Regions from separate parts of the Mus musculus genome. Here regions 1, 3 and 4 are each linked to region 2. Evidence: chromatin loops called from intact Hi-C (ENCODE). Cell type or tissue: gastrocnemius. All regions are shown on one strand.

Evidence for each region. Peaks named below come from ENCODE experiments on the same cell type or tissue, not always from the same donor. Only the 100,000 strongest peaks of a DNase experiment are listed, where the experiment ranks them.
Region 1: it touches region 2 in a loop (3-fold over the local background); 11 of 42 quality-filtered maps call a loop at or near these places.
Region 3: it touches region 2 in a loop (2.2-fold over the local background); 16 of 42 quality-filtered maps call a loop at or near these places.
Region 4: it touches region 2 in a loop (2.4-fold over the local background); 16 of 42 quality-filtered maps call a loop at or near these places.

What each region holds. Positions count from the first base shown.
Region 1 is chr14:119,025,022-119,027,521 of GRCm38, reverse strand. Uggt2 (UDP-glucose glycoprotein glucosyltransferase 2) reads left to right here. Exons shown (of 39, transcript NM_001081252.2): 27 at 911-1,100. Among named protein-coding and RNA genes, the nearest start is that of Gm16835, 73 kb to the left of the region's middle. In gastrocnemius, a CTCF peak has its summit at 1,441 (motif pointing left); DNase peaks (open chromatin) are centred at 184 and 1,447.
Region 2 is chr14:118,909,539-118,912,038 of GRCm38, reverse strand. It overlaps Dzip1 (DAZ interacting protein 1), which reads left to right. Exons shown (of 22, transcript NM_025943.3): 7 at 536-697; 8 at 2,468-2,500. Among named protein-coding and RNA genes, the nearest start is that of Dzip1, 15 kb to the left of the region's middle. In gastrocnemius, a CTCF peak has its summit at 1,257 (motif pointing left); a DNase peak (open chromatin) is centred at 1,236; H3K4me3 peaks cover 606 bases; H3K27ac peaks cover 1,003 bases.
Region 3 is chr14:118,985,597-118,988,096 of GRCm38, reverse strand. It overlaps Uggt2 (UDP-glucose glycoprotein glucosyltransferase 2), which reads left to right. Exons shown (of 39, transcript NM_001081252.2): 39 at 1,184-2,500. The coding sequence ends at 1,206. Among named protein-coding and RNA genes, the nearest start is that of Dnajc3, 49 kb to the right of the region's middle. In gastrocnemius, CTCF peaks have their summits at 627 (motif pointing right) and 1,245 (motif pointing left); a DNase peak (open chromatin) is centred at 1,252.
Region 4 is chr14:118,976,201-118,978,700 of GRCm38, reverse strand. Dnajc3 (DnaJ heat shock protein family (Hsp40) member C3) reads right to left here. Exons shown (of 12, transcript NM_008929.3): 11 at 1,843-1,991; 12 at 1-674. The coding sequence ends at 517. Among named protein-coding and RNA genes, the nearest start is that of Dnajc3, 40 kb to the right of the region's middle. In gastrocnemius, no CTCF peak of the experiment used is centred here; no DNase peak of the experiment used is centred here.

The DNA.
Region 1 (2,500 bases), 120 kb before region 2:
TAAATTCTCCTGGAGTAACGGTTGGGCCAGCCAAATGTGGCCAAATTAACTGAATAATGTCTGCAATTTAAGTTAAGCAGGCTCGTTTATCCCTTGTTATCTTTCTCTCTCTGGCTCAGGTCAGGGCCTCAGATGAAGTACACTAGAGATGCCCTTAGTGGCAGGCAACTGGGGTATTTTTCAGCCTACCACTAGAGGGCACTGCAGTCCTTATTCCCACAGCATCACAACAGCGTGAGCTACAGAGCCTCTCTCTTGAGAGCTGCAGCAAGGCTCACACAATTTTTACTCTTAGTTAAAAGTACATTTTAAGAAAAGTCAAAATAGCAGCTGAATAGTGAAAATATAGACTTCACACTATGAGTTTGAGCTTAACACGATTGTAAATATAAGAGAATTGAAACAATCATTTTTATGTTCTGATATTGGCTCATACTATTCGTGAGTATTTGAAGACTGAGGCTATAACATACAATAAATGTACAGTTATGTCTAATGATCTGAGCAGGTGCATTTTACTCCACCCCATTTGTTTGATTTTAGTTGAATTTTTAAAGTTAGTATCAAATTTCCATTTGAATTTTACTCATTTTCTGGCTCTCATTGTTCCTCTTTGTAGTGGTAGGAGCTCATAAAAAAGCCAAAATGTGGACTGAGAACAAATGTGGAGGGCTGCAGAAATTAGCACAGATACTCTAACTCAGCTCAATTTTAAAGGATAAAATATATAATACAATATATATATTCATATAAAATAATCTCTTAGCTCTTGTAGCATATAGTATATATGTAACTTTTAATTTAAGTTTTTATAGTTATGTATGTTAAGCCATTGGCAGTTTTAAAATATTTGAGGAATAAATAATCATTTTAATTTTAGTTACAATATTTCTTTGTGCTTTTTTAACAGCTTTTACCGTTTTGTTCTGGAGCCAGAGCTGACATCAGGGCCTAACAATCGTCCTTCTCATGGGCCAGTGGCAAAGTTCCTGGACATCCCAGAGTCCCACCTTCTGACTCTCAACATGATCACCCCAGAAGGATGGCTGGTTGAAACAGTACATAGCAACTGTGACCTTGATAATATTAACTTAAAAGATGTAAGTTATTGTGGGAGGTAGCTGAAATGCTCGCTGGTCCCCACATGTGCCTACTCACTGACAACAGCTTTAACAGACCAGGAGCCGCCCTACTCTTTTCTCCTCACACTACACTCCACACTACTCCTTTCTCCATTCTTACTTCTACTTTCAAGCCATGCGTGTATGTACATATATTACATGTATAATAATTTTAGGTGTGTATAGAAATGTAGAAACCACAAATGAGAAAAAACATTTGTCTTTGTGAGCCTGATTTATTTCACTTAACATGAGGCCTTCCGTTGTGATGACATAGTATCATTCCTGTTCATAGCTCTCCCCGTGGCGCCCTCTGTTGGCGAATGCACAGACTGACTTGTAATTTGGCTCATTGTGAGCAGCCTGCAGTAAATGCAGATGTGCAAATATGTCTGTGATGTTGTCTTCAGGCTTTCTCTGACATATACATACTCAGAGGCTGGGTCCCATGGGCATTCTGTTGCTAGCATTTTGAGGGCTCTTCCTATGGGGTTCCAGAGTAGCTCCACAGCTGAATTTATACCACGCTACCTAAATACAGCTGCCCCAGCTTCCCACCAACATCCCTTGTCTATTTTCTGTATGGAAAGCGTTGCACTGGGGTAAGATAGAGCATCATAGTTTCTATGTGCCTCTCCCAATGGCTAGGATGCTGAGCATCTCTCATGTTTACTGGCTATGTGTACTAATCGCTCCAGTATTGCATACTTACTTCATCAGCCCATGTACTGATGTGATTGTTTCATGTTTGGGTATTTAGGATTTTGTCCAATTCTTTATTCTAGACTTTAATCCTCTGTAAATTGTACAGTTAGCAAAGATTTTGTCTTTTACTCAGTTGCTTCCTTTGCTGATCACCTTTTCAAATGTCATTGAATCCCATTTGTCACATCTGGAGATGAATTCCTCAGCTATGGGAGGTCTTTATCTGGAGTGCCTGTCTGCTGATACCATCTCTCCATACTGTTATATCCATTTCAGAGTATCGACTCATATAGTAAGGACTTTGATCCTTTTTAATTTGTTTTTGTGCAGAGTGAAAAATAGAACTTTAGTTATAACTTCTGCATCAGGAGACCTAATTCTCTTGTTACAATTTGTTGAAGAGGCTACTATCTTTTCTGTAGTGGATATTTGGCTATCTTTGCCAAAAGCAGGTCAGAAGCCATGTTGGGTTAATTCTGGGTTCTCATTGCCAAGACTTCTTAAGTTTTTCCACTCATGACCCATTTACACGTAAGGAAATTTTACATGGGCCTGGATCCATGTACTATAAAATTGGTATATAAATCCAGCATTTATTACTAATAAATCATAACTTTATTTTTAAACAAACAATTGATATATACATAATTTTTCCATTTACTAAAGATGAAAGC
Region 2 (2,500 bases):
GTTGCATGTATGTATGCATACTCGTATGGGCTGGAGTCCTTATTCCTTTGAGACAATATCTCTCACTGAACCTGGTTAAGGCTGAATGCCCTCAGGCCTCAGCAGTGCTCCTGTTTGTGACTCGCACAGCACAGGGTTGTAAGCTCGTATGGGGCCATGCTGGGTGTATACATTGGTGTTGGGGATTTGACCTCAGATCCTCACGCTTCTGCAGCAAGCACTGTTAACCACCAAGCCGGAGCGCCAGGCTCCAAATGTGGTTTGTTTGTTTCTGTTTACTTGCATTTATTTATTGAGCACATGTATGTGGGCGTGGGTGTGTTCTTTACCCACTGAGCCATCTGCCTGCTCCCCATCTGTGCTTTGGTAGGGAAGAATCACTGTGTATAGGCCAGTGGCTTTGGAGAGTGTTACTACAGGTCTAATTCACAGAAGAAATACTAACAGATTTGGGGTGAAGCTATGATTTGTTTAAAAAATTTGCACATGTGTTATATCCAGAGCCCCTAGTGACATAATGCTAAAATAATTTCAGGACTATGAAATGCAGAAATCAAAAGAGGAAGACTTTCTGAAGCTGTTTGACAGATGGAAAGAGGAGGAGAAGGAGAAGTTACTCGAGGAGATGGAGAAGGTCAAGGGGATGTTTATGAGGGAATTTAAAGAGTTAACTTCTAAGAACTCAGCATTAGAATATGTAAGTATGCAACCTAGACGTCTTCATAGGATCGCTTGCTTTAAGATGGGTGTTAGCATGGCATCATAGCCAGGGGTCAGGTCGTTTACATGCCAAGTATACACCACCCCTCCTCCCCGGGCATCCCAGGTCGCAAGAGGCGCTGAGGAGGTAGAGCAGGTGAGCGAGACTGTTTTGTTGTGAGTGGGTGGTCTGTCCCCAGACCCTAGAACAGAACCCCTGTGGGTGTATCTGTTCCACCCAAGAGGAAACTTCCTCACCTGGTTAGGTTTAAATAGCCTTAAACCACAAACCCTTGAACGAATTCTAGAATGTTCCAAGTAGTGGGTGGAAAGGCTGATACAGATCACCAAGGCAGCAGAAGAGGAAGAGTATTTGCTAGCCCTCTCCTCGGTCCACACCTGACCTTTGAGGAGGATCGGGTCTCTAAAGTAAGCAGGAACCGGCAAGGGGGCCCTGTGCCGTGTGGGAACAGCTGTGGTCCACAGACACCTCCACATCCTCTGTGCTGATCCAGTTCCTGAGGAGAAAAGGAGGGAAATGAGGTCGATCCTTGGGCTCCCTCTAGGGGCGGACGAGTTTCAGAAGCAAAACTAAACACAACACCAGAATCCTTTTATTTATTTTCCTTTCCTGCTCAGGATCTCGTCCAAGACGCCATGTTACAGTGGGTCATTCCGACTCCTTAGGCTTTTCTGTGGCCGGGGATAGTTTGTCAGCCTTGTTGTTGTGGAAGCTAAAGATCTGAAGTGCGGGTTGTTTGTATGGCAAGTCCCGTTGCTGGGGTTCATCTGACTAGTGACAGGGTAACGTGATTAGTCAGCGTTTCTGTGGAGTGGATCTCGGAGACAGTGTGTCGCTTCGTCGAATTGTACCAAGGTCACACATGGTCTCCGTGGTCTAAGGCTTTCACTTTGGCCTTGCCACCCGGAGCTGTAGTATTGGTAGGAAGGAACTTCTGTACGGAGAAGTTTCTTTGCACTTTCAGCGGTTGCAGTGAACGGACAACGAAGTAGTGGTATAATGTCCGTGATGTTAACTTTATCGCCTGTTGTTGTCTGAGATTTTTTTTTCCATAATTAACTTTAGGGAAATTAAAACATTTATATCCCTGGTGGATTTACTGGTATGGCCTCTGGGCAGTGTTCGTCTTCTATTGCAATATCGTAACTTCTCAGAAGTGTCACAGGCGTGGTGATACACCCCTGCAATCCAGCACTGGGAGGCTGAGGCGGGGTCAGCCAGAGTTCAAGTCCAGTTGGGCCAAGGCAGCAAGATCTGCCTTAAAAAAAATAAACAGAAAGAGGAGATATACCCAGTTCCTCTCACAGATGTTTCTGTCAAGAATTTAAAGACCCATCGTCAGAGGTCAGAGGTTGGCTTGGGGAGTGGGTGAGGGGGCAGAGAGATGGCCAGCGAGTAAAGCAGCTGTGTGCAAGCCGGCTTCAGTCCGCTCTCAGTCCCTGAAATGCGCAGAAAGGCAGAAAGTGAGACTGGACTACGGTTGTCCTCTGACATGGACATGGGCATACCCTGGCTCCCAGTAACAAACCATTTTAAAAAAACATGAGTCTCCTTCCCATTTTTTCCACATTCTGGTGGAGATATCAAAGATCAGAGACTGGTAGAAAAAGAGCAAAGCGGAGGAGACAGGCAAGGGGTGTCCGGAGGGAGAGGGATGGCTGAACGCGGCTTTGTGCTTCTGGCTTCTTCGCTGTTGCCGTTAAGTCAATGTCTGACGTTTCTCTTGGTGATTCTTTTCATCCATAGCAGTTGTTAGAAATACAGAAGTCTAACATCCAG
Region 3 (2,500 bases), 76 kb before region 2:
TGCCTCCCAGTTTCTCTCTGATGTAGAAAGATTGGTGGGTAGTGATAGGTCTGAGTTTAGCGCAGACCCTCTGCACTCATCACTTCGCTGGCTGACGTCTGCTGAGGTTCTCTGTTGAGCGCCCCACGCCACCATCAGCACCCTGGCCGTGTGTTCTTGACTGATGTGTCTATGTCAGCACAGGTGTTTTCTAGATCAAGATGATCATTAGGAACTCTGCCCCAAAGCATCTTGTGCCTATTTTATTAATCCTTTTATTATTCTCTTCTATTTATCATCTTGGGAATGGAATTAAGTGGAATTTAAAGAAAGTCAAATTAAAGATCAGGCTGCATTTAATATTTTGACTTTGCCTACAAAGTATCACTTTGTTCTGACCTCCTTTAGCCAGTTAGAGTATGTGACAGCTTAACAGTATGGACGACAGGAGACCTTTGGGGCTATAGCGTCTTCATTAGACTTGAACCTGCATCTGTATGGTACCTGGTGTGAGTGTGAATGCTCTGTCCTCCTGTGTTAGAAAAGGACCATAGATACCTTAGTTTTGTACTTCCATCATAGTAATGGCAGGCACTTTGTGCATGGTGCATAATCTGCCTGTATTATCTAAGTACACTGTAGCTGTCTTCAGATGTACCAGAAGAGGGCGTCAGAGCTCATTACGGATGGTTGTGAGCCACCATGTGGTTGCTGGGATTTGACCTTCAGAAGAGCGGTCGGTGCTCTTAACCACTGGGCCATCTCTCCAGCCCCTACCTGTATTCTTAAAGACCTCTGTCTAGTATACTTAATTTTAAGTAGTATGGGGTTTTAATCTTGTCTTATTTGATTATAGTATTTTAATTTGATTTCACAAAATGCTAATTACATATATATGTGTGTGTGTATATATATATATGTGTGTGTGTGTGTGTGTGTGTATACATGTGTGTGTGTGTATTCACTTCCATAGGCTTGTGTACATTCACATTTATAGGTGGTTAAAAAGACATGTTTATGGTGCATCAGAATGGGTACCAAATGTACAAAGAGCTATCCCCACAGTGAATGACAACATATAGATAATACATTAATAAGCAAGATTATCTGTCAAAATTTAAACGTTTTATATTCCTTGCTGACATTTTAGGTAATTCTGTATTTTGAGATTTCAAATACTAAGTCAGCTTTCCATTCCCTGCAGATTCAGTTCATGATGAACTCTAGCGCGGGTCCAGAAGATGAAACGTGATAAAAATCCGCCACCTGCTGGAGACCTGTGGAACTGCCACGACTAGTAGGCCATTTCATTCACGTTGTTGTCATGAGGTTGACTGCTCATAAGCTTTATTTAAACACATGGAAAGTTGTAAATAACCTCATTTATGTGATTGGTGGACTAGTCCTTTTACCAGCACTTAAGGTGCCGCCGCCGCCGCCGCTGCTGCTATTGTTGTTGTTGTTGCTGTTTTCACCAGCTAATTTGATGTTCTCAGATGTCCTTGAAGGTTTTTGAAGGTCCTTGTTGGTTTAGTATTCCAGCTTCAAGTACACCTATATTTCCTTACTCAAAAAATGCATTTAAAATTACAGAAATTTGTACTTTTTAAGAAAAAGAACTCATAGCTTTCTCTGAATTATTTAAAAGCAAGCCCATTTTATACTTTAACAATCATTAAATGGAAGTCATATTGCACTGTAATCATTTATCTTAAGTCATAGATTTTAATCTTGTGCTATATTTATGTTCTTCTGGATGTTTGGTAGGCATAAGCCATACTGTATGTTTATTTAAAAGGACTAGATATATATTTCACAGAAATAGGGTAAAGGACGTTAAACTGTGTATGCCTATAGAAACTAAGTAAAAGTTTTCCCTGCTGTGTTTAAGTAAATAAATAGGAATACTAAATATTTTTAAACTACTCAAATACTCTATATTTATAGCATCTTGGGACTAAAACATACCTCAGTATCTTTTAAATGTCACCCGCCCAAGTGTGATCTAGATGTATAACCTGTAGCCCCTTGGCTACATGTGTGTGCTGGGCTGTATACATCCCAGGGATAATTCTGACTAAGGCCCAGCATGGCAGGAGATGCAGCATCATGTTGCAGTAGGAAAAGAATGGACACCTCTGACAGGTCCCATGTAACCACGGGAATTCCTCCTCCTGTTTAAAAAGCTCTCCAGATCCTTGAGAAACAGCTCATAGAGCCTGGTGGCTGCCCAGTTCCTCACCTAGAGATGGGCCGGCTCATCTCAGGACAGGTTCGTACACAAATTCCATACTGAGGCAGTTCTCTGTGCCTTGGCTTCTTTCAGCTCTTCAGAATTAAGATTGTAATCCTGAGTATCTGATGGTATAGCCTATAGAGAACTTGAAAAATACACATATTTACCCATTCTCTGTGACAGACTATCCAAAATAAACAGTTTACGGAAGAAAGGGTTTTTCACTCAGGATTTCAGTCCATGGACACTTTCCCACATTGCTTTGGGCTCCTCCCTTATGAGGAG
Region 4 (2,500 bases), 67 kb before region 2:
GTCTCCCCTCCTGCAGTGAGAGCTGAGGACACTGGTACAGAAATACTTGCAAGTGAATGGACTGACCAAAGTCTAAGCATAACTGTTCCTCCAAAAATGAAGCTCAGCTGTCCACACTCCTTTAAGAATACTGAGACACAATCCACCAAAGATCACAGCTCCTCCTCACGGTTAATACACAGCCTGCATAGAATCTGTCTGCTCCAGGGTTATCAATGTCTATTTAACGCTTTTCTGAACACCTCCACAGGATAAGTATCTCAGACCACTTCTCCCAGAAGTCACAAATTAGTATAGGCTGCTTCGTCAGAAATACGGTTAGCTCCTTGCTTCCCACCTTGACAGGCCCATCAACCTTAAGTCTACAATAAGCTCAGCTTTTTTTCTTTAAAACAACTCTTTGGTCATGGACAAACTAAAAGATTTGTTCCATTTTGTTTCCATTAGAATCCCAAACAAAATTTGTTTTTAATGTTAAAAATAATAATAAAGAAGAGGAGCAGTAAAATAGCTGGTTTAATTGAAGTGGAACTTAAATCTGAACGGTCCGCCTGAGCTGAAGGGGTTAAACCCTTGCCATGAGTTCCAACTTCTGTGGAAGGGGTTGCCACCACCTCCTTGTTGACTCTCTGCATCAAGAGGATCTTCTCCATCATCAAACTTCTTTCTCATTTCTAGAAAAGAAAACAGCAAGTTAAGTCCCACATATTAATCTAAGATATGGGTACGAGGCTTTAATACTCAAATCCATACCTTCTCATTCCCATCTTGTAGAAAGCAATTGCAAAGACAACTCCCAAAGTCATGCTGGGCACCGAGCAGCTCGTCACAACTCTTACACCCAGATGAAGTCCATCAGGCAAGAGCCTCACTGAGTCCCCTCCACAAACTAACTAAGGAGCTTCCTGGAGCTATCTGGCCAACAGGTGGAACACAACATTCCATAAGGCTGTTTCCTCCCGAAATGTAGACACGTGAAGAACACAATGAGGCACTCTCAAGATTGGTGGGAGGGGACAGGACGCCCTTAACACCTCCAAATTCCTAAGGAGGAGCCTGGCTCTGCTCTACAAGTACACAGCACTACAATTTGCAATGCCCTTTGCATCTGAAAAGCAGACCAACACCTACTGTGTTCAATAACAAAGTGCTTACTAGAGTACAACTAGGGACAAAAGGCATTTCAATGCTGTAGTATATAAATGGATACACAGAAAAGATTTGCTCAAGAGGCAAAACTTGATTTCCTCATTGTTAAACCTTTCTAGCTGAAATTAGAATGCCCACCCCCATGCATAGCAAAGGCACAGAAGAGCAGTATGGACGAATCCTTAGCCTGTCTCCTTCACATACTTGTCAACCAGAATGTCTGTTCACGTGACTTGGAGCAAGACTGCTGCTAACGTCCACGGAGGCACAACAGGCCCTGCTGATGATCTAGGCTCCTCTCATCTTTTGTAAGCCAGCTTGACGTACTGGGTTCCTCACCAAGCTCCTGAGACACTTAGAAATTTAGTACCAAGAAAGCTAACAGGAGTCTAAGAAATTTGTGTGTTATGTTCAGTGTTGTTCTTTCACATGATTGCAAAAATAAAAAACCTAAGAAGTGAGAGGAGCTTGATCAAGAAAGAAAACATATTCCATATTCACTATTCTTTCCACTACACCATTTCTCTGAGAGTTCTCACACTGAGGCAGAAAGAGGCTGGTGAGACCACAGCACTCAGCAGCACCCACAGCCCTCCAGCTCGCCCATGCCACTCCACACATCATTGGCCCCCTGCCTGGGATGGGAACAGGCAGAGAGGCTCACTCACTGCACCACTTCAAGAGCAAAGGTACCTGGGTCTGAGAGGACTTCTTTAGCAGCTGCTATGTCAATGAACTTTTTCTCTGCTTTTTTCTTTTCTTCTTCATTCTGGAAATTATCTGGATGCCACTGCAGTGCTAACTTTCGGTATGCTTTAATGATTTCTTGTTTTTTGGCATTTCTAAAGGATGGAGGAAATTATTTAGTTAATTGTCAAGAAAAAAGTATTCCACATTCAATATTCTTTTTACTACACCATGTACCTGAGGATTCCCAAACTCATGTAGAAGAGAAAGGGTCCAATTTCTTTTCATTAAAAAACAAAACAAAACAAAACACACACACACAAGAGCTGTGCTGATAGACCTGTTTCAGAACTCAGTGGTAGAGAGCTTGCCTTGCATATATATCAACCTGAGGTTCATCACAGCACAACAAACAAATACTATAAGCTCTGTGTGTGTGACAGGGAGGAAGGGAGAGAGGGAGGGAGAGAGGGAGGGAGGGAGACCTGACTGTACACAGCCTTCTTTTTCTAGAAATTCCAAAGATGTAAGTCAAAGATCAAAAACTTAGCATACTGTTCTAGACAGTCAACTTTGTTTTTCCTTCCTTTTTGGGCCATAGGGATGGGTGGGGGCAAATACTGAGAATTGTATGCAAGGCAAGTCCACTATCACTGAGCTAAAA